6 separate regions of the Mus musculus genome follow, and all the other regions are linked to region 1. Evidence: chromatin loops called from intact Hi-C (ENCODE). Cell type or tissue: heart. All regions are shown on one strand. Region 1 has its middle 23 kb from the start of Fos. Region 2 has its middle 39 kb from the start of Batf. Region 3 overlaps Rps6kl1 (ribosomal protein S6 kinase-like 1). Region 4 has its middle 24 kb from the start of Batf. Region 5 has its middle 16 kb from the start of Flvcr2. Region 6 overlaps Pgf (placental growth factor).

Region 1 (5,000 bases):
TCCTCCCCTGCCCCCAGTGGCGGTCCCTGGTGAAGGAGACAGTCTTTGCTTGCCCAGACTGTCTTATTTGATGGTGAGTGTGAATGCATGCATCTTACTTGGGGTGAACCAGGGATGAAAGATGTTTGCAGGAAGGGATGGCCAGGAAGGGAAGCTCATTGGCTAAACACTCAGGGTTGAGCTAGACACCTCACTAGCATGGAGAACCCCAGGTTTGCATGCTAGGGTGTTATGGTCCTCTCAGTAGGGTGTCGTGGTTATGTGTTCCAGATCAGGTTCCAGATCTGGCAGGTTCCAGATCTGGCAGGGAGGGAGCTGCCCTCACGCCTACTGTTCTTAATTCTGAGATGTCCCAGGTTTAGGCTGTCTTAACCTTACCGGTTCTTCTGTCTGGTGACATGGTCCACTTGTTCCACGGGTATGCACCACCACCACCTGGCTGGTTCTTTATTTTTAATTAGTTCTTTATATATTTTGGATATTAATCCTTTGACAGATACATATGTGATTTTCAAATATTTTCTCTCATTCTGTTTGTTATTATCTTATTTTGTTGACAATTTTCCCCTTCTTTAATGATGGGGCTCAAACCCAGGACCTTGCATGTACCTGGCAAACATTCTACCAGTGAGCAACACACGCATCCTAAGAATGTCTTTTTGCTTTTTGTTTTGTTTTTTAAAAAATATTTACTTAATCATTTAATGTATGTGAGTACACTGTCGCTGTCTTCAGACACACCAGAAGAGGGCATTGGATCCCATTACAGATGGTTGTGAGCCACCATGTGGTTGCTGGGAATTGAACTCAGGACCACTGGAAGAGCAGTCAGTGCTCTTAACCACTGAGCCATCTCTCCAGACCCTGTCTTTTTGTTTTTAAGACAGAAACAAAGTTGGACCTTCCTCTAACACTATATCCTAGGTTAATTCTATGTAGGTCTCTCTTTGTAGCCTTGACTGGCCTGGAACTCACTATGTAGACCAGGCTGGCCTTGAACTCACAAAGCTGCTTCCTGGGTGCTGGGGACTAAAGGCGTGTACCACCGTGCGGGGCCCAATGCCAACTTTTGCCTTATGTTTGCTTCTAATATAGTTTTAGGTCTCAAGCTTAAGTCTTTGTTCTTTTGTGATTTTTTTTTAAAAAAACTTTTGGTACTGGGACTTGAATCCAGGGCCTCCCAATGATAAACACGTTTCCACTGTGTTGCATTCAGAACTCCATTTTGAACTAACTCTAGAATAGTGTTAGAGAAAGGGCCAGCCTTGTCTTTTTGCCTGTGGATATCCCGTCTTGCTAGAGTCAATTGTTAGAAAGACTTTCACTTTTAAAAGATAGAATTTTTTTAAAAAAGCATATTAACTCCTTACGGAATTCTGAGAGCACAGGGTTGAGTTATTGACCCAATTTCTATATTTTCGGCATAGCAGAACCTAGAGGATTCTCTCCCCAGTGAGGGCAACGTAAGACTGTTCTTTCACTCTTGTTAAAAAGCATTTGACCGTTGAATTTATAGTCTATGTCTGCATTGCTATAAAGAGGAAAATGTTAATACTACACATGAAATAGGTTTTTTCTTAAAATTCATTATTATCATTACTACTGTTGTTATTAGTGTATGGGTATGCATGCCTGTGGGGACATTTGTGGAGTAGGTTCTCTTCTCCCCTCTATACATGCATCCAGACATGGAAAGCAGGCCACAGGGCTTGTTTAACAAATGTACCTACTGAGCCATCTTGCCAGCCCTATGCTAAAGATTTTTCTTTTTGTTCTTTTGAGACAGGGTTTCCCAGTATAGCCCTGGCTGTTCTGGAACTCACTTTGTAGACCAGGCTGGCCTCAAACTCAGAAATCCACCTGCATCTGCCTCCCAAGTGCTGGGATTAAAGGCGTATGCCACCACCACCACCGCCTGGCAAAGTTTGTTTGTTTGCTTTTTTAAGATTTATTTATTATTATTTATCTATTATTATATTAGTACACTGTAGCTGTCTTCAGACACACCAGAAGAGGACGTCAGATCTCATTTTGGATCTCCATGTGGTTGCTGGAATTTGAACTCAGGACCTTTGGAAGAGCAGTCAGTGCTCTTAACTGCTGAGCCATCTCTCCAGCCCCAAAGTTTTTTTTTTTTTATCCTTGTGATTTTTAAAATAAATAAAAACAATTGTAAACATTTCCTGAAAAATCCCTCACTCTTTCCACTGGCTATGCTCGTCTGTGACACTTCCAAGATGCTCTCAATGCATTGAGTACAGTCTGCCTTGTTGGCCTGCCCACATTCTGTCAGGTAAGCAACCAAGACCTAAGTGGGCTGGAGGTATTCTATATGTCCCATGCTCCCCACGTGTTCTGTGAAGTGCAGAACACCCAGATCTCCGTGAGATGACGGTAATGTCTCTTTCCTTACACCACACAACTGGTAGGTGGCCGATCAGAGACTTGGACCCGTGGTCTTCGAATGAGGACTGACTGCTGGGTAGCCAGGGAGGCTGGCCTGTCTTGGGGAGGAGGGGGAGACAGGGAGAAGGTTTTGAAGAGAGGGTAACGGCAGAGATGACTCATTGGGGAAAGGCCTTGGGAATTATAAGGTTTGTATGTGTGGATGACATCAGCTTGTCTAGGAGACCAGGAGATACCCCAAGGGGAGGGACTCAAGACCGGAAGCAGAGGGCCAGGGTCAGGGCCAGGGTGTGGGGTTTTGGCTTAAGCCAGTGTTTTTTGGGGGGGGGGAGTCTTCATTTCCTTGAGCTAGGCAATCTTGCCCTAATTCTTCAGTAGATAGTTTATAGCTCTCCTTGATGCATTTGATGCTCAAATGGCTGTCAACTTAGCATTAGTGGGGGAACATGTGTCTATTCAGGTAGTCATTCTAGGGCCAGGTCCCTCAGAGTGCCTGTAATGGGGAGCAGCCAACCATAAGTCTACAAATCCCTTTACAAACTAACCGGGGAGATACTACCAGCAGAGGGCGCTCTTCAGCGAGACAAGGATTGACCCGAACTCTGCTATCTGCCTTGTGCATTGAGAACCGTCCATCCTTCCACTGTGTGGGTTCTGGGCCTCGAACTTGGGTTGTCAGACTTGGTGGCAAGCACCCTCACCTGCTGAGCTGTCCAGCCAGGTCCACTGATTGTTTCTTTATGTTAAAAACCTTCAAGGTTGCCAGGCAGTGGTGGCGCATGCCTTTAATCCCAGCACTTGTTCCAGGCCAGCCTGGTCTACAGAGTGAGTTCCAGGACAGCCAGGGCTACACAGAGAAACCCTGTCTCGAACTCCGTCTCCGTCCCCCCCCCCCCCCGCCCATATCTTCAAGGTTCTTTTAGCCTTTTGAAATATATCATACATTCTTATTTTTGCTATAATTTTCATTTACTTATTTATTATTTATTTATGGTACCGAGGAGAGAACCCAGGATTTTGTACATGTGAAGCAAGTGCTCTATCACTGAGCTACATCCCCATTCCCACAATACCACCGTTCCCTACAGTCTCTGTCCTATGCAACCACACACACCGGAACTTCCTGCTCTTTGCTCTCACGCAGTTCCTGTTGGCCAGAGTTCACCACCCCTTCCTTATTCTTCTCTTGCAGCCTTTGGTATCTCTCATTCCCTTCGCCAACTTCTGAAATGCTTCTTTAGTTTCATTAAACAGCAGGCTGGCCTTTAGTCATGTCTGTGGCATCCTTGAAGCTCACTCAGCTTAATAGTAAGTAGGATTCTGGATTGGAGCTGAGCATAGGGTCAGAGCATTAGTGAATTATTTGATGCCCCACTGGCTTTGTGGCTTCCACTTTGCCCGAGGGGTTACCATGTGTCATCACACTGGCTCTTGGAGATATTATTACCATGCTGGGGAAATCTCCAGGGAGCCAAAAAAATTCCAGGCAGGGAGATAGCTGCCTTCCCTGAATTCAGGGCTTCTGACCTCAGCGCCCCACCCCATCCCCACCACAGCCAATCAGCAAAAGATCTCTCCCAAACTGACAAGCAAAAGAAAACCTTGCAGACAGCTGAGCCCAAACAGACTTGGGTGAGGCTGAGGGGAACATCAGGCGTGGCGTCACCAGTCACCGGCTGTAGGCCAGGCTGTTGCCTGGAGATAGTTTGTTCATTTACCAGTGGACAGCTGAGCCAGTTGGGGGAACCCCAGGAGGAAGGCAGCGCTGGTGCCCAGGGGAGACTGGGTTTCTTTAAGTAATAGAAACCACAGGGAGGGCTTTGCCACTTTCAGAGAGTGCACCTTCTTCACACAGGAGCTGGCAGGAAGCCTAGGGGTTGGAGGTTGAGGGAGACCCTGGCAGGAGAGCCCGTAGCAGCTACAGCACCAAGGAGGGGTGTGGAGAAGCTGGAAGGCCTTCCGAGGAGAGAGGATTCACGGCTGTGTTGGCTTTCTGGGCAAAAGAATCACAGAAGTGTGTGTGTGTGTGTGTGTGTGTGTGTGTGTGTGTGTGTGTGTGTGTGTGTGTGTGTGTGTGTGTGTGTTTGGGGTGTGTATATACAGGTGCATGCATATGGGGTCACAATAATTTTTTAAGACAACTAAAACAACTGTACACACACACCAATAGGGGAGAGAAAGAGTGGACTTTAGAATCTCTGCGGTAGAATGCAGGATACCGGGCTGGAGAGATGGCTCAGTGGGTAAGAGCACCCAACTGCTCTTCCGAAGGTCCAGAGTTCAAATCCCAGCAACCACATGGTGGTTCACAACCATCTGTAACAGAGTTCAAATCCCAGCAACCACATGGTGGTTCACAACCATCTGTAACGAGATCTGACTCCCTCTTCTGGAGTGTCTGAAGACAGCTACAGTGTACTTACATATAATAAATAAATAAATCTTTAAAAAAAAAAAGAATGCAGGATACCTTATGCCCTTCAGGAGTCTGTCTGTCTGTCTGTAGTTATTTGAGACAAGGCTTCTCTATCTAGCCTGGGCTGACCTGGGATACTATATGTAGTAGAGGCTGACCTTAGACTTATCACTCCCCT
Region 2 (5,000 bases), 150 kb after region 1:
AGACTGACTTCTTGCTAGGCTTCTAATACAGCAAAATTGGATATGCTCTATACTGTTCTAAAGGACAGCACACCCTGGGCCGTCTCTTGGACACCTAGTGTTTCCAGTCCTGACTCTGCTTTTTTCTATAACCCACTCTGAGCAGGTATGAACAACTCCACACAGGCACATGCAGATGGCGCCTCCTACAGGTGCAGGCCCTAAAAGTCCTGCTTCCTGTCCTGGAAGTCATCTGTGACACACACACACACACACACACACACCCTACAAATCCAGGGAGTCAATGCTTCTAGAGCCTTCTGTGATTGCTAGGGGTGAAGAGAGTGTGGAGAACTCTCTTCCCTTTCATCCTCCAGATACCTGGTCCTGAGGACCCTCCCGCCGTCCCTGGGGAGGTCTTACAGGGTTAGGAAAGGCCTGTTACAGGTTGCTGCAGAGAGGAGATGCAGAGGGAAATTGTAGAGGGGAGGTGCAGAGGGGAGCTGTAGAGGCGAGTTAGCCGTATGACATGTGTCCCGGTTGTCTCTCTCTTTGTCCTACTATGTCCTTCCTGCTCCCCCTCTGCCTCACCCTGAGCATAAGGCTTTGTTTCAGGATGTGCTTTGCAAGGGCCAGGCTAAGCTGTCAGAAGTGGTGGGCAGTGGGGAGCACAACACCTGACTTGTGTGGAGCACAGCTGCTTGGATATTCTACATGGACTGACATGTGACACAGGTAGTAAGGGCACTCGTGGCACAGTGCTCTGAAGGCCAGTGACAAAGCTGGGGTTGATGGTTACCTTTTGTCAACTGTTTTGGAAGTCAGCTGCCCATAAGTCTACAATTTCCATGAAAGCCAGAATTCACCTTGGTAGTGTTCAAGGGCGCCCGTGGCTATATAGCATCGTACCATGCTGTGCTGAGAACTAAGCCCAGAGTCAGATTGTAAAGGCAACAGACCAATCTATGAATGGATGACTCTTGATGAAGTTCCTTTCAAGAAGCCACTGGGTGTGGTGATGACACCTTTAATCCCAGCACTTGGGGGGCAGAAGCAGGCAGATCTCTAAATTCAAGGCCAGCCTGGTCTGCATAGTGAGTTCCAGGATAGACGGGAATACGCGGAGGAACCCTGCCTTGAAAACACTAAAATCTAAAAAGGAAGAAAAGCTTATTTGTTTGTTGTCTGTCTTCATACCACAGTTTGCTTATTGAGCTCAAAGAACAGCCTAAAAGAATCTGTTTTCTTCCACCATGTGGGTCCCAGGGATCAAATCCAGGTGGCCACCCTCAGCAGTAAGCTCTCTCACCTACCAAGCACATCTCCCCGTCCCCTTGATGAATTCTTTTATACCCAATTCAGGGCCCTAAAAACAAACAAACAAACAAACAAACAAACAAACAAACCACCCTAGGGCAACAGACCCTAACACCTGAAATTAGGAGGGGGTGTTTGGGTGCTATAGAAAGCAGGCAGAAGCCCAGCGGCGTGGTGGCACATGCTTTTAATCCCAGCACTCCAGAGGCAGAGGCAGAGGCAGGCAGATTTCTGAGTTCGAGGCCAGCCTGGTCTACAAAGTGAGTTCCAGGACAGACAGGACTATACAGAGAAACCCTGTCTCGAAAAACCAAAAAAATAGAAAGAAAGAAAGAAAGAAAGAAAGAAAGAAAGAAAGAAAGAAAGAAAGAAAGAAAGAAAGCAAGCAGAAGCCATGAGGAACAAGTCAGTAAGCAGCACCCCTCAGTGGCCACTCCATCAGTGACTGCCTCCAGGTTCCTGCCCCGCCTTCCCTCCGTGATGAACAGTGCTATGGAATTATACGCTAAAATGAACCCTCTCTTCCTCAAGTCACTTTTGGTCACGGTGTTGAGAACGACAGTGTCACTTTTGAGAGGGATGGCGCCTGGCCCCAGCCTGCCCCACAGTGGCGAGTTACAGTCACATCCTTCCTGTCAGTGCTTGCCAAACTGGAAGGTGTGCACTTGGGATGAAGACTCTTGGGGACTGCAGAGTCCTCACGTTCGTTCTCCAGACTCAGTGGCTTTTGGTGGGAAAAAGCTGACTAGACTCATTTAAAACCGTTCCATCCCAGCAAGAAATCAGAAATGATACCACACCCTCTGCACGGGCAACTGCAGAGAAAGAGCGCCTGAAGCCAGAACCCAGAGGATGCGGGTGATCGTGGTCCCAACAGACCCCCATTGGACTCACTGACCCCTGAGAAGGGTGGATTGCAGAGGGTGATGGTTGACTACTGTGATTCTAGACTACTGTTGGCAGTGTGCTGGGGGGTGGTCACTCAGGCAAGGCATTCTTACTCTCCATCAACAGGTAGGATAAATAATAATAGTAGTTCACTTTAACTGGTACCATTGCTTGGATGTTGAACATCTTCCAAAGGCCCATGCGTTAGTGACTTGAACCTCAGCCTGTGGTGCTGTTAGGAAGTGGTTGGACTTTAGAGAAGTATAGCTATGTAGGAGGAAGTTAGTTCACTAGTGGTGTGTCCTCAAAGAGGATATTGGGACCCCAGCTCCTTCCTCTCTTCTTTGGGTTTTCTGGTTGCTAGGACATGAGTGACTTCCTGTGCCATGGTCTCTGGCTCATCACAGGTCCAAGGCCACAGGGTCAAGCAACTTGGAACCAAAGCCTCAGAAATAACAGACTAATCCCAAGTGCATGGTTATCTTGGATATTCTGTTGGAGCAGTGGAAAGCTGACTAATAAATGGCAACTGTTTTCAGTTCTAATTGGTAAATGTATTCTTCTCCTGTTTCACCAATGGGAGGGTCTAAATCAGCTTCCTCTCACATGGGAAAGCCAGAAGCATCCGTTCAGTGTCTAGCTTAGGGGTTACTTTGACTCTCCCGCTCTCCATCCTACTGTGACTCATGGGAAGTTTGGGCCTCTTGACACTCCATAGTCTCCTGAGGCTCCCACTGGATGGGTGTCATTATGCTCACGAGACCCTCAGAGCAAGGAGTGGCAATCACCAGACACCTAGTAAGCACAGAGGTGAGAGACAATGGGAAAGAAACCCTAGGTGGATGTGTCGACCTGCCACGTTGACAACATTCTCAGGTCGCCATTGGTCTGAAATCTCCAAAGCGTCCCTTCAAAGCAAGACTCAAGTTACTGCATGTTATACCTGCCACAGAGAAGGGGCCATGGCCTTAGCAGACCTCTGGGTTTGGAGACAACATAGTTTAAGTATTGGGGATAGTGCTCTAGCCCATGCCAGTGACTTGGAAACCTGACAGTTTCCAGGCTCTGCAGATTGTCCACCCTGCAGCTGTAGCTCATCCGTCATCTATACCATATAACTAATGAGACACCAGAGCCAAAAAGGCCATGGCACATTTGGCCTCCTCTAGATGGTTCCACTAGACAGAGCCCAGGGTAGTCCACACTAACCTATACCTGGTGTTGGGAAGTCCTTTGCCATCTCTTGCCCAGAGACACTCAGGATTTAAATGGAGGCCATTCAACCCAACAGTTTCTTGAAATGGCCTCCTCCTCCTCCTCCTCCTCTTCTTCCTCTTCCTCCTCCAGCTTGGGCAGGGGAGGGGGTCATGCAGAAAGCAGCAGCCCCTCCCTCATGCTGGGGTAAGAGAGGATGTGGTCCCATGTGGACTCTGTTTTGCTTTGCAAAGCTGTGTCTATTCCTCCATGCTCAGATTCCCAAACCAGGTAAAAGGATAATCACCCTAAAAACAGCTCTTTCTGCACATGGTGACCTGCTGCACCTTGCTGTCTCTGTAAATGCCTCAATTTAAAAACTCTTATTTTTTTTTAAGATTTATTATTATTTTTAAGTACACTGTAGCTGTCTTCAGGCACGCCAGAAGAGGGCATCAGGTCTCGTTATGTGTGGTTGTGAGCCACCATGTGATTGCTGGGATTTGAATTCAGGACCTTTGGAAGAGCAGTCAGTGCTCTTACCTGTTGAGACATCTAGCCAGCCCCTATTTTATTTTATTTTATTTTATTTTATTTTATTTTATTTTATTTTATTTTATGTGTGTGGATGTTTCCTTCCTTCTTACAACGAACATGTGCTGTAGCTTAGGGAAATTTGTCGTGTGTGTGTGTGTGTGTGTGTGTGTGTGTGTGCTAACATTCCAATATTTGTACAGCAGCTCTGGTCCCTGTTCCCCCCATCTCTACAGTACAGGTGCCATCGTCCCTCAGCTATCCCAGAGCTGTTTCATCTAGGGACCAGAAGCTGTCCAATAACTTTAATTTTTTTCCAATCCTGTTTTTAGTGATGGTTCTTTCTTACACGCGTTCGCGACCGGCCAGGAAAGACGCAACAAACCGGAATCTTCTGCGGCAAAAGCTTTATTGCTTACATCTTCAGGAGCCAGAGAGCAAGAGCAAGAGAGCAAGAGAGCAAGAGAGCAAGAGCAAGAGAGCAAGAGCAAGCGCTCTATTGCTTACATCTTTAGGAGCCAGAGCACAAGAGAGCAAGAGAGAGAATGGCAAAACCCCGTCCCTTTTAAGGAGAATTATCCTCCGCCTAGGACGTGTCACTCCCTGATTGGCTGCAGCCCATCGGCCGAGTTGTCGTCACAGGGAAGGCAGAGCACATGGAGTGAAGAACTACCCTTGGCACATGCGCAGATTATTTGTTTACCACTTAGAACACAGGATGTCAGCGCCATCTTGCAACAGCGAATGTGAGGGCAGCTCCCCACAGTTCTTAAACACTTTACCCTCCCTTCTAGCCCACCACCCACCAGAGGTAGAGGAGAAGAAAGGATACGGGGACATGGACCTGTTTAGAAAGGTTCTTTGGAGCAACTCCCATCAGTGTTGTCTAGCAGTTCAGTTCACAGGTTAGCAGGCAGCAGCAGCTCCATCCACTTGCAAACACTTCACAGATACAGCAGCAGTCCAGTTTGGTAGAGTTAGGATAGCAACAGTGGTGACACAACCTCTCTCTAGAGGCAGGCCTCAGCCTAGGCTCGAGTCAGCAGGAGGGACCAACAGGAACACCAGGAGAAGTTCTCAGCTGTGCC
Region 3 (5,000 bases), 350 kb before region 1:
TGTTTGAACACCAGTGTTCAACACGTTACACTTCCTCTTCACAAAAGGTAAAGGCCACGCATGGATTTACAGTGGCCGCATCACGACCCAAGGATGTGCCTCACATTTTAGAATCACTAAGTATCTGCTGCGCGGCTCAGTTCCCGTCTTTACAGTTTTAGTCACCAGCCGCGCCATGTGGCCATTCAGGAATGGGCACTGACCAGGAAAGCCAAGACTAGAGGAAATGGTAACAAAGACAGCTGAATAAATGTCCCCCTTCACCTGCCTAGCTAGGGTGGGAACATCCTTCCGGGGATGCCCCCTGCTCCCTCGGCACCATACAGAGCTCCACAGCAGCTCGGCCCCGCCCTCAACCTTCAGAAACTCTAGGCTCCCAGTCTGTACCCCACGTGTGACGCAAGCCATAGTCCTCCTCAGAGCTCAGAGTTGGGGAGAACAGTGAGACCCCAAAGCTCAGAGGAACTGATGGGCCCTCACCTTGCACATGCTCCAGGTGCAGGAAGATGGAGTCCTCGCTCACGAAGTATCGCAACAATTTTGTCATGTAGGGGACGCCATGTGGGATGATCGTCAGCCGCTCCCGGCTCACCATGTGACACCTGGGGAGGCTCTGGAGAGGGGACAGGGTATGTAAATGAGCTGATACCGCCCAATGCTCTGGCTTCAGGGCACCGGAAGATGAACTGGGAGCCAGGCTGAGTAGCATCTGCTTCCACCAGTTCCTGGTCCAGCCCTCACCCCTGTAATCCCATGGAATCCACATCCAAGGATGGGATACAGTGTGTGCATGTCAGTCGTGGAGCCTTGGGCAACGCTCGGAGGAATTGGCAGAGTTGGTCTTTGGAGGAAGCATGGACTTCATACGCACATTCCGGGGGTGGGGTGGGGGTGGGCAGGGGTCTCAAGAGCTCTGAGAAAGTTCCAAAAGAAACGCTGCACGCCAGCAGCCGGGCAGCACCTGCCTTCACGATGAAGGTTCCTCCAGTTGCCGGGTCCTGAACCACCTGCACCTGCCAAAGTCCAGGAGGCACCGGTCAAGCTGTGTTAGTTCCCGGGCGTTCCATGGCCCGAGGCCCTGACTATTCCCAAACATCTAAGCCCTGGTGCCTCTTCCTCCAGCATCTGCAACTCCTACCTATGTCTCGTGCTCTCTGGGCTCCCGCTCTGTGGGTCTACCCCACAGGTCTGTGTAGTGCGAGGGAGGATGGAATGGATACTCCACCTAGGCTGGCAAGAGGTCTAAGTACCCGCTGTTGGGTTTGCCATAACTCTCATGAGAACATCTCCCCGCCCCCCAACCTGCCTACACTAGCTAGACCCTGTGTGGCCTAGAAGGACAACCAAAATCAACACTTCAACTGCAGGCTTTCGCCAGAGGTCATCATCCCAGCAGGGATTGAAGGTGGCACTGAGTCAGTCAATTCTTTTGTGCACAAATGAAGCTAGGTGTGCATGCCTTTAATCCCAGCAGTGATTGAGAGAGGCAGAGGCAGGCGGACCTTGTTGAGTTCAAGGCCAGCCAAGTGCACAGTGAGCCCTTTTCTCAAAACAGAACAAAACAAAACAAAAACCAGAAAAACAAAACCCCCAAATGCGTTAAGAGCCTGAGGCGTCTGAGAATGTGGTTCCAGATCAGGACGGCTGCCTTCAGCAGGCTCCACACACTCCAGGAATTTCTCTTCTTTGCTACACTTCTTTTGAAATAAAGTGGGTGCAGTTGTGCACACCAGTCACCTGTCCTTTGACAGTAGCCGTCTCCTTCTCGGGGTGGCTTCGGTAAGTGGGGAGCTGGGTCCACATTGCTAGACAGTGGTGAAAAACAAAGCCTAGGAATGGAGTAGGGGGAAGAGCCCTGCAGTCTTTTTTAATGGTACTGGGCCTCCTGCTCACCAGGCTAGAGCTCTGTTACTGACTTATATCCCCCCAGCTCAGGGCCCTGGTTCCCGAGCTTGGGCAAATAAGCTGACTTTTTTAACTACCAAAGAGGGATTAGAAATGTCCAGCTTTGCTATATCGCTGGTTTGTTAGGCTGTAAATAGGAGAGTCCTTAATGAAGCCATGATGATATTACATGCTTGCCAAGTCACGCACCTTCTCTGAACCTTGTGCTTGTTTCTGAGTTGTGCTTGCGTGCGTGCGTGCGTGCGTGCGTGTGTGTGTGTGTGCATGTGTGTGTGCGCGCGCATGGGTGTGCGTGCATGCGTGTGTGTGTGCGTGTGCACGCACGCATGGGTGTGCATGTGTGCGCGCGCGTGTGTGTGTGCATGTGTGTGTGCACGCGCGCATGGGTGTGCGTGCGTGCGTGTGTGTGTGTGTGCGCATGCATGGGTGTGCATGTGTGTGCGCGCGCGCGTGTGTGTGTGTGTGTGCATGTGTGTGTGCACGCGCGCATGGGTGTGCGTGCGTGCGTGCGTGCTTGCGTGCGTGTGTGTAGAGACCAGGCTTGAGGATGCTGGTGTCTTCTTCCTAAGCCACTCTCCATCTTACTTTTTGAGGCAGTCTCTCGCTGAACTTGGAACTCACCTCTCTGGCTAGGTTGGCTGGCCAACAAGCTCCTGCCTACCGCCTCAGGATTGGAGTTACAGACATGCACCCTACTATGTCTAGCTTTGTACGTAGTTGCTGGGAATCAAACTCAGGTCTTCATGTTTGCATGGGAAGTTCTTTGCCAACTGAGCCTTTTCCCTAAGCTGCCTAAAAATGGGGGTCTCAGCAGTTCGTGCTTTCTGACGTCATTGTGCTTGTTGGTAAAAGCAAAGACTCCAAGTGTCAAATCCTCCTCAGCCCTGGTAATTACCAATGTCATTGTAGCAGAAACAGACACTGCTCATTCAGTGCTAAGGGCTTCGAACGGCTCACTTCACCGTGTTCTCCTACCAGCTTTCCTGGTGAAATTGAGGTTCTGAAACGTGAAACCACTCACTTTCAAGCCTACTGCTAAAAGGCTGTAGCATCAGAATTTGAATACAGACAGTCTGACCGTAGAGAGGGGTGAAAGTGCCTGCCAGGCTGGGCCTTATTTTCTCCATAATCAGGAAAGCAAAAGCAGGGGCTAGGCTCGCCCCACCCCTCCTTCCTATACCAGGGCACCTACACCAGAGCAGCAGTATCCCTTTTGACCACAAGAGGTCGCCCTCTAATGGCTAACTCACCTAACTCAGGGTGGCCTTGGCTCCCTGACCAAACTTGTGCAATGTTTGAAGACAGAGGCAGAAAACACTGGGTTCATTTAGGAAAAGATTCCCATAAGTATTGCCCCCCAGTTAGTTCCCCACCATCCTTCCCCAAGTGGTATTCCCCGCTACCACCTCCTTGGCCAAGTCCTCTGATTTACAGTCTGAAAACTCAGTCAAGGATCGGAGCCAGAAATTAAGTAAGGACCCATGGTGTCAAAAACCTGTGTATTCAAAACATACTCTGCCCTACTTTCTTTTGGAAGGAATTAGACCAAAACATTAACAACGACTACTCTGAAGTTAGGTGGGGCAGTGAATTGATTTCTTTTCCTTTTTCCTTTTTGGTTATACACTCTCCACTCTCACAGAATACTTCCAGCAGAGCGAACATTTTCCCATTGATACAACCAAGCAGGCAAGCACACACATCCTCTCCCTCTGATAAGTGGCCCAGAGGACAGAAGAGCCAACACCTGACTCCCTGGATCTTAGTTGTTCTCTCTCTCTGATCATTGTTAAGGGGCTGGAGATGTAGGTTGCTCGGGAGAGTGCTTGCATAGCACGCATGAAACCCTGGGTTTGCTCCTCAGCATCAACTGGGAACAGTGATACGCACCTGTCACCTCAGACTCAGGGATGAAGGCAAGAAAATCAGGAGTTCAAGGTCATTCTTGGCTACGTGGCAAGTGTGAGGTCATCCTGGGTTACATGAGATGCTGTCTAAAAAGTGCGGGCAATTATGAAAACACAGCACTGCCAAGCACAGCTTTCCCTGCCTTGTGCACTGGGGAAGCCGTCGACCCCAGTGGTGGTGGAGCCCATCAACGGAGACACAGAAAACTAGGTTTTAATTAATCCACAAATGGGAGCACAGCCTTATAATTGGGAAGGTGGAAGGCAATTGTGGCCACTGTTTGTTTGTTTTTTAACATTTTATTATTTCATCAGATCCCATTACAGATGGCTATGAGCCACCACGTGGTTGCTGGGAATTGAACTCAGGACCTCTGGAAGAGCAGTCAGTGCTCTTAACCACTGAGCAATCTCTCCAGCTCTGGATTAGGCCTTTGCCTTTTTCCTTTTTTTTTTTTTTTACAATTTATCCCTAACAAACTTTCTTTTCTTTTCTTTTCTCTTCTCTTCTCTTCTCTTCTCTTCTCTTCTCTTCTCTTCTCTTCTCTTCTCTTCTTTCTCTCTCTCTCTCTCTCTCTTTCTCTCTCTCTCTCTCTTTCCAGACAGGGTTTCTCTGTGCAGCTCTGGCTGTCCTGGAACTCACTTTGTAGACCAGGCTGGCCTCGAACTCAGAAATCCACCTGCCTCTGCCTCCCAAGTGCTGGGATTAAAGGCATGTGCCACCACTGCCCGGCTCCTGGTTTCCTTTTTTAATTAATTAATTATAAGTGCATTGCCTGCATGTATGCCTGCAAGCCAGAAGAGGGCACCAGATCTCATTACAGATGGCTGTGAGCCACTATGTGGTTGCTGGGAATTGAACTCAGGACCTCTGGAAGAGTAGCCAATGCTCTTAACCTCTGAGCCATCTCTCTAGCCCCTGATTAGGCCTATTTTTAAGTAGGAAATCTAAATCCTGGGTGGAACCTCTCTTGAAGCAGGCAAGCCCCAAAACTTCAAAGATGTTTGAGTCTCTCTATTATAAGCCCTGACTGACCTAGTAGTCATTATATAGACCAGGCTGGCCTCGAACTCACAGAGATCTGCCTGCTTCTGCCTCCAGAGTGCTGGGATTAAAGGTATCTACCATACCCTGCCAGGGTCAAACAGGCTCCTAAAGGCTTAGAGGGAAAGATAGAGTTGAGCAGA
Region 4 (5,000 bases), 170 kb after region 1:
TTGTCAGGTAGTCACCAGAGAGGACTGCTCCAACACAAATTTAAGTCAATAGAAAGTCTTTATTAGGCTTTTTGGACAGGGATATCGAGAGGCAAGATGTAGCTACTAGTATCCCCCAATTTATATGGTAAATCCACCCGGATTTGCCACCAGAAGATTTAGATTGAATATGGCTTACAAGATTAGGATTCTAGTTGTTGTGCCTAGCGATTAAGTCACCATTGTTTCTGGGGAAAAAAAAAGAAAAAGAAAAAAGAAAGAAAGAAAGTCTTTATTAGCCAGCCAGTGACAACACTGGGTTTTCGGGATCCCAGTGTAGCCCTGAGCCTTTCTTGGGATGGGCTTTTAAAGCACAAACCCCATGTTTTGGGTTGACATACTTCAGCTAACAAGAGCAGTTCGCCAGAAGTGGAACTACAGAAACTAAAAAGTAAGGTTAGTTACATTCTGAGACTTTCCCAGAGCCGTGGACTTTGATGGGTTAGGCCTTTGTTTTAGTTTTGGCAGGTGATGGTGTGTTCACAATGAGTTTTACAGCCTGAATGGCATTTCCATCATGGAGTCAGTCATGCTAAGGTCTGGTGCCCTGCTACCAGAGAACAGAAAGTCAGGATGTAAGGGCCTGAAATCCAGACAGGCCTCCTTCTGAATCATGTGACAATAAATTCTGTTGGGGCCATGGCACACACCCCCCCCCTCTCCGTGTGAATAAGGCAGCCTGGCTCCTGGATGCAGGTGGTGGGGCCTCTTCACCTGGTACCGGCTCGCTTGTCATTCAAGGTTCCCTTCAGGCGTGGCTGAACTTTCAGTGGGTTTTTGGCTTGAAGCTCACCCAACAGCGAGCCGCTGACTAGAGGAACTTAGCCTTTGCTTGGGGGGTTGGGGGGGGAGGTAAGCAAAGAAGTGGTTTGGAGAGCGAAAGGCTCAGTTTGCCTCTGCCTGGTAGCCCATGTGAAAGGCGCTTGCTTCTGTTTGAGGTGCAGGGTGTCTCCGGATGGGACCAGGAAGTGGTAACTCCTTCAACCTGGCCGCCCGTTCACACCTTCAGTGACTCATTTTGATGAAACTCAACGGAACTCCAAACACCTGCACACACCGTGGAGTATTTTCAGATAGAAAGCTTCCCAGCTCCCTTCTGTACAGACCCCAGGAAACAGACCCACCAGAGGCACCAACAGCCCGAGAGAACACTGTTCCTGACTGCGCACACCTCCTTGCTCCCGTTTCTGCGCTCCTGGATACAGTAAGCACTGGCCTTGAGGGGTCCAAGGCGAGCAAGTAAAACACGCTGGGGTGACTGTTTTATGCACACCCATCAGAGGCACAAAACATATACATACATGGGGATGCATGTGTTGTGTTTTTATAAGCAGATCACTAATTTGCATATTGTGACTGATGTCAGTTTTATAAAATAAAAATTCGAGTTATGTGTGTATCTAAATTTATGTCTCCCTAGATGATAGAATTATAATAGTTTAATTGTTTTGTTTTGTTTTGTTTTTCGAGACAGGGTTTCTCTGTGTAGCCCTAGCTGTCCTGGAACTCACTTTGTAGACCAGGCTGGCCTCAAACTCAGAAATCCACCTGCCTCTGCCTCCCTAGTGCTGGGATTAAAGGCATGCGCCACCACACCCGGCTCATTTCTTTCTTTTATTTTGTAAAGAGTACACTGTAGATATACAGATGGTTGTGAACCTTGTTGGGAATTGAATTTTAGGACCTTTGCTCACTCTGGTCAGCCCTGCTCGCTCTGGCCCAAAGATTTATTTAATATTATACATAAGTACACTGTAGCTGTCTTCAGCCATGCCAGAAGAGGGAGTCATATCTCATTACGGGTGGTTGTGAGCTACCATGTGGTTGCTGGGATTTGAACTCAGGGCCTTCAGAAGAGCAGTCTGCTCTTACCCGCTGAACCATCTCACCAGCCCCCTTCCATTCTTCCTTTCTTCCTTCCTTTTTTTTCCACATTGTTTTCAGACTGCACCTTGTTTAGTAGTCTAGGCTGGCTTCCAATTCCCCAATGATTGAGCTATGGGTATACTCTCTTCACCTACTTTGATTTTTTGTTTGTTTATTTGTTTTTTTGTTTTTTTGAGACAGGGTTTCTCTGTATAGCCCTGGCTGTTCTGGAACTCACTTTGTAGACCAGGCTGGCCTTGAACTCAGAAATCTGCCTGCCTCTGCCTTCAAAGTGCTGGGATCAAAGGCGTGCGTCACCAACGCCCAGCTGATTCACTTATTTCTTATTACAAAACTTTCTGTCTCTTTCCGCCATTTTGGCGCCTATGGAGGCCTGCTGGGAACAGGACTTCTAAAAGCAAGTGTGTCTGGAAGGCTGTGGTGCAAGGCCATTTTTGCTGGCTACAAGCCAGGTCTCCGGAACCAAAGAGAGCACACAGCTCTTCTTAAAATTGAAGGTGTTTATGCCCGAGATGAAACGGAGTTCTACTTAGGCAAGAGATGTGCTTATGTGTATAAAGCAAAGCAAAGCAAAGCAAAGCAAAAACAAAACAAAACAAAACAAAACAAAAAAAACAAAAAACAAAAAAAAACCCAAAAAAACAAACAAACAAACAAAAAACAATACAGTGACCCCTGGAGGCAAACCAAACAAACCCAGAGTGATCTGGGAAAAGTAACTCGGGCCCACGGAAACGGTGGTATGGTTCGTGTCGAATTCCGAAGCAACCTTCCTGCAAAGGCCATTGGACACAGAATCCGTGTGATGCTGTACCCATCCCGGATTTAAACTAATGGAGAGTAAATAAATAAAAGCAAAACAAAAACAAAACAAAACAAAAACCCAAACAACTTTCTGTAATTGACAACGACACTAAGGACCACTCTAAATCCTTGGTCCAGAGGATGCTTCTTGAGCCAGATTGGAGACCCGCTAAGATTCCCTTCTGAGCTGGGGAAAGCCTTGCCTCCTCTAACCAATATCTTTGCTGCCCTCCAGTGGCTATCTGGGGCCGCAGCACGCCTACTGTCTCAAACTGCCTATTTCTTCTATTTCTATTTCTATTTTGTTTCCCAGGAACCCGGTTTCTTAGAACTGGCTTGCTTTTCCGAGTTTGAGGGCCATTTATATTCAGTGAGGTACTCGGGTGTGACCCTTTTCAAGATCCGGTGGAAGTGTCGATCTTGTTAATCTCCAAAAGATCCCAGCTCATTGCAGACCCGAAAGGGCCTGAGTAGTGGCGCTGAGAGCCCACGTTCTCACAGAGGAGCCGCATTTGGTTTTTGTTTAGGGTCCTGACTGCTGAAGTCCACCAAGCACACCTTTCCAAATGCTAAAGGCAGTGTTTCTCCTGAAGTAGGAGGAGGTTTCTGCTTTGGCCTTCCACTCCCAGACGTTTTTGTATCAAGCTAATTGCTCCATCTCTCTGTCCTTCATCTGCCGGGGGGGGGGGGGGGGGGGTTGTCATCATGCCTTCGGGATTTTTTTGTTTCTCTGTATAGCCCTGGCTGTACTGGAACTCACTCTGTAGATCAGGCTGGCCTCGAACTCAGAAATCTGCCTGCCTCTGCCTCCTGAGTGCTGGGATTAAAGGTGTGCACCACCACGCCCAGCATGCCTTCGGGATTTAACACACACACACACACACACACACACACACACACACACACTGTGCCACCCCCAGCCACTAGCAGGGGAGCCGAGTCGCTTTTCCTGTGGCCATGGCTCACAGACCTGTATTGTCCAACCCTGTGGGGGAATCAAGGCTGCAGTCCATCACGCTGCAGCCACAGTCAGAAATCAGAGAGGGGTGGGTGCTGTTCTCAGCTTTTCTTCTCTTTATTCAGCCCAGGACCCCAGCCCATAGAACTGTACCAACCAACCACCTCCGGGAACACAATCTAGATACTGCCGGAGAGGCTAATCTAATCTAGGGCCCAAAGCTTGTCTTGTAGGCAGATCTAGATCCTGTCCAATTGACAATATTAGCCATCTCAGAAGAGATAGCTTATCTTCATTTTGCAACCAAGAAAAGCAAGATTCAGGCAGGCTGAGTTTCCAAAGGCCGCACAGCAGCTGGACAGTAGAGTTTGATTCTGTTTCAGCTCCCAGCAGCCCCATCCTGATGGGGATGGCTCTTATTGATATATTTTAAATGAAAAAGATATTTTTATTCCCCACTCCTACTTGGTTGAAATGAGGGAGATTCCAGTTGCCGCCACAGATAGGCACCACGGAGGTGGCTTTATGCATCTCTCTTTTCATGTCTGCAGTGGTACATAGAGGCACTGTCATTTGGTAGATGGGTGATTTGGGAGGGGGAGTCCAGGCTCTTTCCATCATTGCTTCTGATACAGGCCAGGATTCCCCCTGGTACTTCTGAACTGTTCATGTGGCACTGACTTAAAACTTATTGTGTGGTCACACTTCCCTGGCAAGGAGCCTGGGAGATGAAGGCTTACACTGTGCAGCAGGCTGAGGCCCTGGGGCCTCAGACCAGGTTGCTTTCATGTCTCCTGCAATGGATGGTCTGGCACCCAAACTGACTCTCTAGGTGTGTACTGGGATAGCCCCCACCCTCTTCCTCCCTCTTACGGCAGACTTCTAATGTTTATGCTTGCATCTCTCCCAGGACACCAGGCTCCTGACTGTGGGTCCAAGCTGACTTCTCAGCCTATAAGGTTCCTTCTACAAGCAGGGCTCTGGCAACTGTGGCATGGATAAAGGTGGGCAAGCTGATGGGGGGTAGGGGGCGGAGGAAGCAGTTGATAGTGGTCTCCTAGGCTCCTCCGCCCCCACCACAGTGAGTTTCAGAATCGTGGGACAGCAGCTCTAGGAACAGGGCTAGAAAGCCCTTTGAGGTTGATTTGGAACTTCTGCTCGTTAAGAGTGGAACTGAGACCCTGTGTGTGGTCACAGGTCGTCAGTGCCTCTACACCTGGCCCCCCATGAGAGCCTCATGTAGTTGAATCCCCTCTAGTCTGTTCTGAGCCTATGTCCACTAGTGCCTAGGCTTGAACTCGTGGCCAAACCG
Region 5 (5,000 bases), 230 kb after region 1:
CATAGAGGGACACTGGGTCCTGACACTCAGGGCTCCCTGAGTGAGCTCTGGGATGCCTATGCCCTACTAGAAGCCAGGCATTCTGCTAACCATGCACCAGTCCCCAGAGCAGCTAGCCGACCTGGACAACCACTACTGCTTCTAGCAGGAACCATGACAACAAGCTGAGCTCAGCCTCTAGCTTCAGGCGCATTGGTCCGTCCTACACCAAATACAGCTGCTTGCCTTTAAATAATGGCTGGGGATTTGAAACCCCAGAGCTTTACAACTGAAGGTTTGGTCTCCAGGATGACGTTATTGGAATATAGTGGAAGCTTTACTCTTCAAGGCGTTTGGTTTCAGACCAGAGACATGGGACAGAGGTACACATTTTACATACCAAAGCAGACTGTGTCTCCAGATTCTCCCAGCATCCCGCAGTTCCTACCTGGCAAACCCTGCCTTGAACTTTCCAACACTGCCCCTACCCCTCCCCAGGCTCTTCCCTTCCAACGTTTTGCTCTCTCTCTCTCTCTCTCTCTCTCTCTCTCTCTCTCTCTCTCTCTGTGTGTGTGTGTGTGTGTGTGTGTGTGTGTGTGTGTGTGTGTGTGTTCCTGTGCATCCTCCCATATCCCTCACCATGGCGACTCCCCTGGCCTCAATCCTTGGAGCCAGTGAATTTGCCCGAGAGCAGCTTCTCAATAAACCCACTTTAATATAATATAATCTGACTTGAATTGGCTCATTTCCCTGGCAGCGGACAAATAACATATCACAGATGATTCTCAGCTGCCGCTGTCTACTTTTAACCTTTTTGAAGCCCTGGCAAAAGAAAGAAAAGATGGTGTGGTGTTCTCTGTGCCGAACCGCCAAATACTGCAGTGCCAAGTGTGAGAAAAAAAAAGCTTGGCCGGATCACAAGTGGGAATGCCAATGTCTTAAAAACTGCAACCCAGATATCCCATGGGTTCCGTGGCTCTTTTAGGCAGGGTTATCGTCAAGTTTACCCCTCAAAGTCAGAAAGACTTTACTCATTTTATAATCTGGAGTTCAATATTAATAAACTCAATGAAGATAAGAAAGAGGGCCTGAGGTGACTTGCAATGACATTTCAACATTTTGAGAGAGTAGGAAAAAAAGAGATGAAAATGTCTGGATTTTACAGGGAAGAGATTGGGGGGGGGGGGGGACACGACAGCCAAAGCCCAGACCCTGGGCTAGAAAGTTCAAGGTTGGGGGCAGGGTATGCCAGGTAGAGACTGAGGGATTCTGGGAGAATCTGGAGGCCAGGTCTGCTTTGGTATGTAAGATCCACACTTGGGTCTCTTGTCCTTGATCCGAAACCAAATACAAGGGTCAAGAGGAGCTCCTTAGGTCGTTGAAGGTGCACCCTTGCAGAAGATTCTGGGACTCTGCTGTTCTTCACCGGCCTAGTCCCTCTGTCCCTCTGTCCCTCTTCCCTCCTCTGTATTAGTGACTTTTCTATTGCTGTTATGAGACATAATGACCAAGTCAGCCTGTAGAGGGAAGGGACTTACAGTTTCAGAGTGATGGCAATCCTGCCCTCTCTCTCCCTACCTCAAAATGCTTTCATATGCTTGTTTGAAGTGAGCATTGGGGTGAGTGTGAAGGACAAAATAATAAAAATAACTGCAATGGGGGAGGGATGTGAATGTGCTCCGAGGGTTGGCAGAGACTGCCGGTGGCATCCTTTTTGGCCCTATTTTTCTTTTCGTGATGTTTTCAGGAACTGTTGTAACCCTCATCTTAGATACAGAAACAGCCTCAAAAGACGCTACCTGGTTTGCCCGTGTTAATTAAGTGCGAACACAGGACTCAGGCTGGCCTGCGCTGACCCCAAAGCTGGGATCTTCGGGCCAGGCTTGAAACGCTAAGGAAGGTTCTCTAGCTCCACATTGTACACAGAACCACGGGGACAGCACCTAGGTAGTGCTGCCACCTAGCGATAAGATGGAGAACTGCACGTGCCAATTTTTGGTCCCTGTTTCACGCTGAGCTGACCATTGAAGTTCCGGCCAATGGTCATACCTTCCTTGCTCTGCCAGGAGTGGGGTGCACAGTTGTGATCTCTGGATGTAAGCTTCCACCTCTCTGGGCACCCCCAAAGCTCACTATAAAGGGAGTCATAAATGATTGACAGGAAGCTCTCAACAGTTTGGGGGTTCCACCTGGCCTCCACATATCACCTTGAAGACATTTGATGTGAGGGTCAAAGTTCATCCCATACCTCCTCTATGGCAAGTCCTCTAATTTCTGTACTGTCGTGTTCGGCTCTAGTCATCAAGCAACCAGCTAGCTCTCTGGTCACAGAGCAGAGAAAACCCCTGTGCCCAGTGTCTCTGCTCTGCCAGGCTGCCCTGCCCCGTGCCCCACTTCTTCTGTCCGTTGGATTCACCAGCTGAGGCCCGTTTGTGTCAGCACAGTCATTCAGACACAATGACTCAAGTCGGTGGGGGAGGGGGAGCTGTGTCAGCACAGGGTGTTTGACCTTTATGGCAGTGAGGAGTCACCTCAATCTGAAATGTGTGGCTGCCTAGTGATTTCAGTCTCAACTGAAATGCGGACATGAGTGTGATCAATGGGCAGGTGAACAGAAGCACTTCCCCGCTTTCACTCCCTGCACATAGCTCCTTCTGGATCTTCTCTCTTTGTCCAGGTCCGTGACACCTGAACCGTGAAAGAGGAGTTCTCAGAAAATTGGGTACTACCAGAAGATCCAGCAATTCCTCTCCTGGGCATATACCCAGAAGATGTTCCAACTGGTAATAAGGACACATGCTCCACTATGTTCGTAGCAGCCTTATTTATAATAGCCAGAAGCTGGAAAGAACACAGATGTCCCTCAACAGAGGAATGGATAAAGAAAGTATGGTACTTATACAATGTAGTACTACTCAGCTATTAAAAACAATGAATTTATGAAATTCTTAGGCAAATGGATGTATCTGGAGGATATCATCCTGAGTGAGGTAACCCAATCACAAAAGAAGTCACTTGATATGCACTCACTGATAAGTGGATATTAGCCCAGAAACTTAGAATACCCAAGATATAATTTGCAAAACACAAGAAAATCAAGAAGAAGGAAGACCAACGTGTGGGTACTTCATTCCTCCTTAGAATAGGGAACAAAGAAGGAGTTAGAGAGACAAAGTTTGGAGCTGAGATGAAAGGATGGACTATCCAGAGACTGCCCCACCCAGGGATCCATCCTATAATCAGTCACCAAACGCAGACACTATTGTATATGCCAGCAAGATTTTGCTGAAAGGACCCTGATATAGCTGTCTCTTGTGAGGCTATGCCAGTGCCTGGCAACTACAGAAGTGGATGCTCACAGTCATCTATTGGATGGAACACAGGGCCCCCAATGGAGGAGCTAGAAAAAGTACCCAAGGAGCTGAAGGGATCTGCAGCCCTATATGGAACAACAATATGAACTAACCAGTACCCCCCAGAGCTCATGTCTCTAGCTGCATATGTAGCAGAAGATGGCCTAGTCAGCCATCATTGGGAAGAGAGGCCCCTTGGTCTTGCAAACTTTATATGCCCTAGTACAGGGAAACACCAGGGCCAAGAAGTGGTAGTGGGCAGGTAGGGGAACAGGGCAGGGAGAGGGTATAGGGGACTTTCAAGATAGCATTTGAAATGTAAATGAAGAAAATACCTAATAAAAAATTGAAAGAAAAAAAAAAAAAAAAGAAAGAAAGCCAGTGTTCTTTTCCCCTTCAGACACGGGCCTCAGTGACCAAGCCCGCTCAGTCAGTCAACAGGTTCTCCAGCATGGGAGTGAGGATTAAAAAGAAAAAAGACACACAACATTGTAGGGTAACCCCAGTCAATTCTGAGACTGAAGGCAAATTTTTATTTTCCAACCCACTTTTTTTTGGGGGGGGTGGTTGAGACAGGGTTTCTCTGTATAGTCTTGGCTGTCCTGGAACTCACTTTGTAGACCAGGCTGGCCTCAAACTCAGAAATCCGCCTGTCTCTGCCTCCCAAGTACTGGGATTGAAGGCGTGCGCCACCACCGCCCGGCTCCAACCCACTTTTTAATACCACTTTAATTACATGCAAGTATTTTGGGCAAGCTAAATCCTGTGATTACTCCTGATAGTTGTTACAAAGGGCTTATCATAATGACCGAAATATTTGAGCCCACTTTCTCCTCCAAGCCCAAAAATCTTGCCTGAGTCCTAGTTCCACCCTAAGACTAAAATTCCTGCCTTATCCTACTTTCCTATCACAGCCTAAAGTTAGATTCCTGCCTGAGCTTACTTCCCTGTCCTAGGACAATGTCAGATTCCTGTCTGAAGCCCACTTCTTTGCCCTTAGCCAATGTCAGACTCCTGCCAAGTGGTACCCCAAAAGACTTTCCACACCTCAGCACTATGTGGTGAATAGAAGGAGGATAAAGGGTCTTAATCCTCTTTAGAATAGCAACCCTCTCAGTAAATGTGAGCCTCATTCTGGCCAAAATCAACCCAGTGGCTTCTTGGTCTAGTCCTCAAAATTTGCCTCTAACATACACAATTCCTATTGTAAAACCCATCTTGGCTAGTTTTACATCAACTTGACTCAAGCTATAGTCATCCAAGAGGAAGAAACCTCAGTTAGAAAAACGCCTACAAGCAGGCAAGCCTGTAGGGTATTTTCTTAATTATTGATGGAAGGAGGAGGGCCTAGTCCATGGTGTGTCATGCCATCCTGAGGCAGGTGGTCCTGGGTTAGCTCCTGCCTCCAGGATCAGCCCTGCTTGCACTCCTGCCCTGATTTCCCTCATGATGAACAGTGTTGTGCAAGTGTAAGCCAAACAAACTCCACATTCGTTGCTTTTGGTCTGTATGTGTTATCACAACAACAGTAACCCTAATTAGGACAGAAATTGGTACCAGGATCATGGGGCATGACTATGACAGGCATGACCGTGTTGTTTTTGGAAGAACTGTGGAAAGACTTTGGAGCTTTGGGTGGAAAAGACACACAAAAAACCCCCCAGAAAA
Region 6 (5,000 bases), 330 kb before region 1:
GATGTGGAGCTCAGGCGGAGAGATCGCCATTCAGTGGCAGAGACATTTGAAGCCGTTCTGGCATCCCGTAACAGTGTCTCTGGTTAACCCATCCCAAGACAGCAGTCTTCGGATGGAACTGGTAGGAGTGGCTCTGTTGTTTGTACTTTTATACTAGGTGGTTTGTGGCACTGGGGTGGGGGGTTGAGCTTGGGTCTTACACATGGTAAGCAAGCTTGCTACCGCCGAGCTACATCTCCAGTCCAAAAAAAAAAAAAAAAAAGGTGTTTTTAAAGAAATCAGTCTCCAGCCTTCTTGGATATTCACTTAAACTTTGTGTGTGGAAGGCCTGGGGCCTGCTGTCCTTGCTAAGGTTGCACTTTCCCCTCAAAGGAGCATTAGGACCTCCAAACCCAACTGTTTGTGAATATGATTTTAAACCTTCAAAAAGAGCCTGGCAGTGGTAACACATGCCTTTCATCCAGCACTCAGGAGGCAGAGGCAGGTGAATCGCTGTGAGTACAGCCTGGTCTACAGAGTGAGATGCAGGACAGCCAGGACCACACAGAGTTAATTCTGTCTTGAAAAAAAAAACCAGAATAAATAAATAAAAATTTAAAAATTAATAAAAAAAGAAAGAAAGAAAGAGAGAGAGAAAGAAAGAGAGAGAGAGAGAGAGGGAGAGAGAGAGAGAGAAAGAAAGAAAGAAAGAAAGAAAGAAAGAAAGAAAGAAAGAAAGAAAGAAAGAGAAGTTCACAGTGAGCACATGAGGCAGGATTGCTGTGAGTTTAAAACCAGCTTGGACTACATAGCATCCTATGTAAAACAAAACAAAATAAAACAATCCTCCTCTAGGCATAGGTTCAAGGCCAACCTAAAATTAAGCGAGAGGCACATGAACTATTAAAATTCTTTGGGGCGATACCTGAACAAGACCCCTGAGAACCCATATCTGAGAGATGGCACAGTGGCACCTGATATCTGTGTGGTGTGTGCTGATCATTTAGCTCTGGCTAGCTTGGCTGCCAGGTGGGAGTGTCCCTTCCCCCACCCCTCTCTTCCAGCTACACTGTGACTCTGTAACCTGGGACTCCAGCCTGCTACCCCTAGGGTGAAGCAAGGATGGGCAAGGCAGGGAGAGGGGAGATGAAGGGAGGGATCCAAAGACAGAGAGACACACTGGCCTGGGAACCTGAGAGCGGCAGACGCACTGCACCTGCCCCAGAGATGCCCAGAAGTGGCCAACTATGTAGGAGAAGGCATGATCTGGAAGAACAGGGCATGTGGTTGTCACCTAGGTGCCTGGCACACAGCAGTGATCCCTGCACAGTAGCACATTGCTTGTTGTACTCCCAGGCCCATCATTTTACAAGGAAAGGGACTTGTTTAAGGCCACAAAGAGATAAGGGACAAGAATTAAAGTCCCTGGATGCGCCTTAGACCTTTTTTTAAAATTTATTTATTTATTTATTTTTCGAGACAGGGTTTCTCTGTATAGCACTGGCTGTCCTGGAACTCACTTTGTAGAGCTCGAACTCAGAAATCCGCCTGCCTCTGTCTCCTGAGTGCTGGGATTAAAGGCGTGCGCCACCATGCCCCGCACGCCTTAGACCTTAAAAGTGGATTCCCTGTTCTCATCGCAAGACCTCATCCCCAGTGCCCCACCCCCTCAGGCTCAGCCTTTGTGCCAGTCCTGGGCCCCAGCATACTCACGGGTGGGGTTCCTCAGTCTGTGAGTTTCTACTCCTCTTCCTCTTCCCCTTGGTTTTCCTCCTGCAATAAACCAAGCGTCAGTACAGAGGGTTCCTCGTGCTCGGACAGCGGCTGGCAGGTCCGACAACCTCCCCGCGCACTAAGTACACTTACCTTTCTGCCTTTGTCGTCTCCAGAATAGGTCTAGGGAAACGGAAAGATGCAGGGGAGACGAGTAAATGGATGTTTCCTGCTACCACCCACTTCCCACAGTCCCTAGGTCCTGGTGAGGCGGTTGCTCCAGCGCCGCTAGGGGGCAGCACCGAGCTGGTGAAGAAGCTGTGGCGGGGTGGGGGCCCCAGTGCTTGCGCTCCCAGCCCTACCCTAGGTCCTGGCAATCCCCAGGGAGGTCGATGTTCCCCTCTGGGGCTTTTCATCACATGTTTCTGCTCGTCCCAGCCTCTTGGCATCAAGAGCTGGGATCTTTTGATTCTGCTTTCTGCTTTTTAAACTTTTTCTCTGTTCACTTTCCCCGTTCCTTCTAGGGGTACACTCTGGGAGCCCCTCAAGAAAGTAAATGATGAACAAGATTGTGGTCAGGGCAATGGTGACTACCAGCTAAGACTGCCTGCCTGGGCTTAACCCAGCCCCACCGTGGCAACAGCAGGGAGCTTGCTTCGCAGTCTCCAGGCATGTCCCAGCTCTGCCTTCTGGGGCCATGGCTCTTGGCCCAGAAGTAAAAAGAAAGGTGTCCCTGTTGCCTGGCTTGCTGGAAAGAGATCTCTTCAGTAGTTCCCAAGAGCAGTGTTCCAGACAGGAGGGGCCGCATGGGCCCTGAGTGTATGCTGTCCTGAGCCAGCCCACTTTGCCCAGTCACACCTCTGCAGATGGGCAAGTCAGAAAAAAGATGATATAAAAGGTAAAGGTCACCATTCAGCCCCTGGGGGAGGAGGCAAGGAGGGACTCCTGACTGAGCTATTGGTGTCTGGCTGGAAGTGAACAGGTTGACTCAAGGCCTCTAATACTGGCAGAGTGGAGAGGGCCTGGAGCCAGGGCTCAGGTTCAAAGAGGGCAGCTAGAGTCCTAGGCAGAGCCGGGCAGTGTGGCTAACTGTGGCTATGAAGAACATGGTGACTGCCAAGAAAGGCAGCAGGCGTGAGACAGGCCAAGTCCAGATCTAGAGCCCCTTTCCACGCTGGCCAGTGGAGCAAATCACAGAACTGTAGTGTCTGGCTCGCCTCCTCTGTGCGATGCTGACAAGGTGGCCACAAGCGGCACAACCTTGCTATCCCGCTCACCACCATTTCCCAGGCACTTAGGCCAGTGTGTGGCATGCAGTGGGCACTGAAGAGACACACGTGGAAGGTGGTTGCTCTCCCCTTCTTCCAGCTCCAGACGAGGCTCCAAACCTCTAGTCAGGTGCCTTGTCTGTGACACAGAGACGCTCCAGACCTATCTCATGTCTCCGGGACCTAGATGGCATGCTAGGCTGCTGTTCCTAGCAGCAAGTGTGCCAAGAGCCTGGGGAACAGATAGCAAGGCTGAGGGTTGGCCAGAGCTCCCAGGGACAGTTAGCAGTGTGCAGCAACTCTAAAGACACCACTGTACCTGCTTTGCCTGTCTCTTTCCTTCTATGAGGTTTTCCTGCTGTCTTCTCAGTACAGTTTGCCCACCCTACTCCCCACAGGCAGGCAGCCTGGTCCTGAATCAAGCACAGGCTTGTGATACCTTCGTCTATAGACATTAGTTCCAAGGACCTGTGACAGTTGTGTGACAAGCGCCAGGGCTCTGGATGTCTAGGGGAGACTTCCTTTTCTACTGGGACATCTTGGCAGCTGTACTCCAGCTGCTGGGGCCAGCTCCTCAGAGTGACTTGGCTCATAGGGAATATTAAATGAAAAACATCTCCCCAGGACCACTTGCTTAGGGAAACAAACGCAGCCTGCTATAGGCTGGCAACCCCCTCTTCTGCCCCAGGGGCCCGGCAAGGATCTGCTAAGTGATCAGGGTTTGTCCCTGCTGCCCACCCAGGACCTACCTGCATTCACAGAGCACATCCTGAGAAAATGTCATCTCCACATAGAAATGTGGATCCCGATTGGGGGGAATCTTCAAGATCTGTGGGAAACAAAGTTCATACTCAGTAAGGAGTCCATGAGAAGCTCAAGGTTGGAATGGGGGCTCAAGGGACCCTGGCTTGGACCCACTGTAGGCCCCTGACCTGCCTCTGTCCCTATCTGGGTAATTTCTAGAGGTTCTGTGGGGATCTGAATACAGTGTGGGCTATGGGCAGGCGGTGACATGTGGGGGAGAGTTTCCCTACCTGCATAGTGATGTTGGCTGTCTTTATCGGCACACAGTGCAGACCTTCATCACCACAGCAGCCACTACAGCGACTCAGAAGGACACAGGACGGACTGAATATGTGAGACACCTCATCAGGGTATTCATCCAAGATGTACACCAGCTTCTCCATGGGCCGACAGTAGCTGCGACCCCACACTTCGTTGAAAGGCACCACTACGGGAAGACAGAAGGGCCAGGTCAGGTCAGAAGGGGTGTCTCAGACTTGGCTCTCGGGTTTAGTTCACACCAAGTGAAGCCCCTGACTCTATCTTGGGTCCCTCTGCTCTGAACTATTGCTGCCGTCACCCTGGGATGCCTTAGCTGCTTCGGGGCTCAAATTCCAACGGAGCAGAATCTCTCATGGTCCCAGCTTCTCAGTCTGTCTTTCTCGCTGGTTCCACCTCCTTGGAGCTTTGACGACTATGCCATGACCACTCTTCAAGCTTCTGCGTCTTTCTCCAGCCTGGCCTAGTGCTTCCTGGGCCTTGGGGAACTTGCTGAAAACAGTTCTCAAGTACACCAGGAAGGGCCAGCCTTCCCCTGGCCTCTGCCTCAACCCCACTATGGCTGGCTACCTTGTGTCCCACCCCACTCAATACAACTCCTCTTCAGCTAAGAGCATGCCTAGTCATATGGTCCAGCCTCATGTCTACTGGGTCCCACCACCCTTTAAGGAGCCAGACATATTAGTATCGATCGCAGCTTTGGAATCTAGATCTGCATGGTCCAAGGAAGACCGTATGGCTACACACCCAGCCCCCACTCCTCCCTGAAGCCTTCTCCGGCCATTATCCCAGGAGCAGAACTCCTTTCTGGAGCATAGCTTGGGTCCCTGGCTCCCATCTTCCATCTCTGGTGCTTCTTATCTCCGCCGGAGCCAAAATGAGGCTCTGGGAGAGCAAGAGCTGACCCCAGTAAACATAGGCCAAGTGACTCCTGACTGATGAGGTGACAGTTGGCCTAGGATTACCAGGAACAGTCCC

Evidence for each region. Hi-C counts contacts between places; a loop is a spot of excess contacts. Peaks named below come from ENCODE experiments on the same cell type or tissue, not always from the same donor. Only the 100,000 strongest peaks of a DNase experiment are listed, where the experiment ranks them.
Region 2: it touches region 1 in a loop (6-fold over the local background); 15 of 42 quality-filtered maps call a loop at or near these places.
Region 3: a loop joins it to region 1, with 2.3 times the contacts of the local background. A loop is called at or near these places in 7 of 42 quality-filtered maps.
Region 4: a loop joins it to region 1, with 6 times the contacts of the local background. A loop is called at or near these places in 29 of 42 quality-filtered maps.
Region 5: a loop joins it to region 1, with 4 times the contacts of the local background. A loop is called at or near these places in 13 of 42 quality-filtered maps.
Region 6: it touches region 1 in a loop (1.9-fold over the local background); 3 of 42 quality-filtered maps call a loop at or near these places.

Annotation. Positions count from the first base shown.
Region 1 is chr12:85,493,954-85,498,953 of GRCm38, forward strand. No RefSeq gene overlaps it. Among named protein-coding and RNA genes, the nearest start is that of Fos, 23 kb to the left of the region's middle. In heart, a CTCF peak has its summit at 2,972 (motif pointing right); DNase peaks (open chromatin) are centred at 3,048, 3,558 and 4,018; H3K27ac peaks cover 545 bases; H3K27me3 peaks cover 157 bases.
Region 2 is chr12:85,645,679-85,650,678 of GRCm38, forward strand. It overlaps the pseudogene Gm33312. Among named protein-coding and RNA genes, the nearest start is that of Batf, 39 kb to the right of the region's middle. In heart, CTCF peaks have their summits at 178 (motif pointing left) and 1,913; DNase peaks (open chromatin) are centred at 1,903 and 2,393.
Region 3 is chr12:85,139,864-85,144,863 of GRCm38, forward strand. It overlaps Rps6kl1 (ribosomal protein S6 kinase-like 1), which reads right to left. Exons shown (of 11, transcript NM_146244.4): 5 at 966-1,013; 6 at 481-613. Among named protein-coding and RNA genes, the nearest start is that of Rps6kl1, 8.9 kb to the right of the region's middle. In heart, CTCF peaks have their summits at 3,108 (motif pointing right) and 4,617 (motif pointing right); a DNase peak (open chromatin) is centred at 3,128; H3K4me3 peaks cover 488 bases; H3K27me3 peaks cover 1,592 bases.
Region 4 is chr12:85,660,114-85,665,113 of GRCm38, forward strand. It overlaps the pseudogene Gm33312. Among named protein-coding and RNA genes, the nearest start is that of Batf, 24 kb to the right of the region's middle. In heart, a CTCF peak has its summit at 2,973 (motif pointing left); no DNase peak of the experiment used is centred here; H3K27me3 peaks cover 305 bases.
Region 5 is chr12:85,727,646-85,732,645 of GRCm38, forward strand. No RefSeq gene overlaps it. Among named protein-coding and RNA genes, the nearest start is that of Flvcr2, 16 kb to the right of the region's middle. In heart, a CTCF peak has its summit at 1,942 (motif pointing left); a DNase peak (open chromatin) is centred at 1,946.
Region 6 is chr12:85,167,666-85,172,665 of GRCm38, forward strand. It overlaps Pgf (placental growth factor), which reads right to left. Exons shown (of 7, transcript NM_008827.3): 3 at 3,995-4,191; 4 at 3,710-3,789; 5 at 1,846-1,875; 6 at 1,693-1,752. Among named protein-coding and RNA genes, the nearest start is that of Pgf, 7.1 kb to the right of the region's middle. In heart, a CTCF peak has its summit at 1,983 (motif pointing right); DNase peaks (open chromatin) are centred at 1,996, 2,326, 2,736 and 3,396; H3K4me3 peaks cover 542 bases; H3K27ac peaks cover 1,457 bases.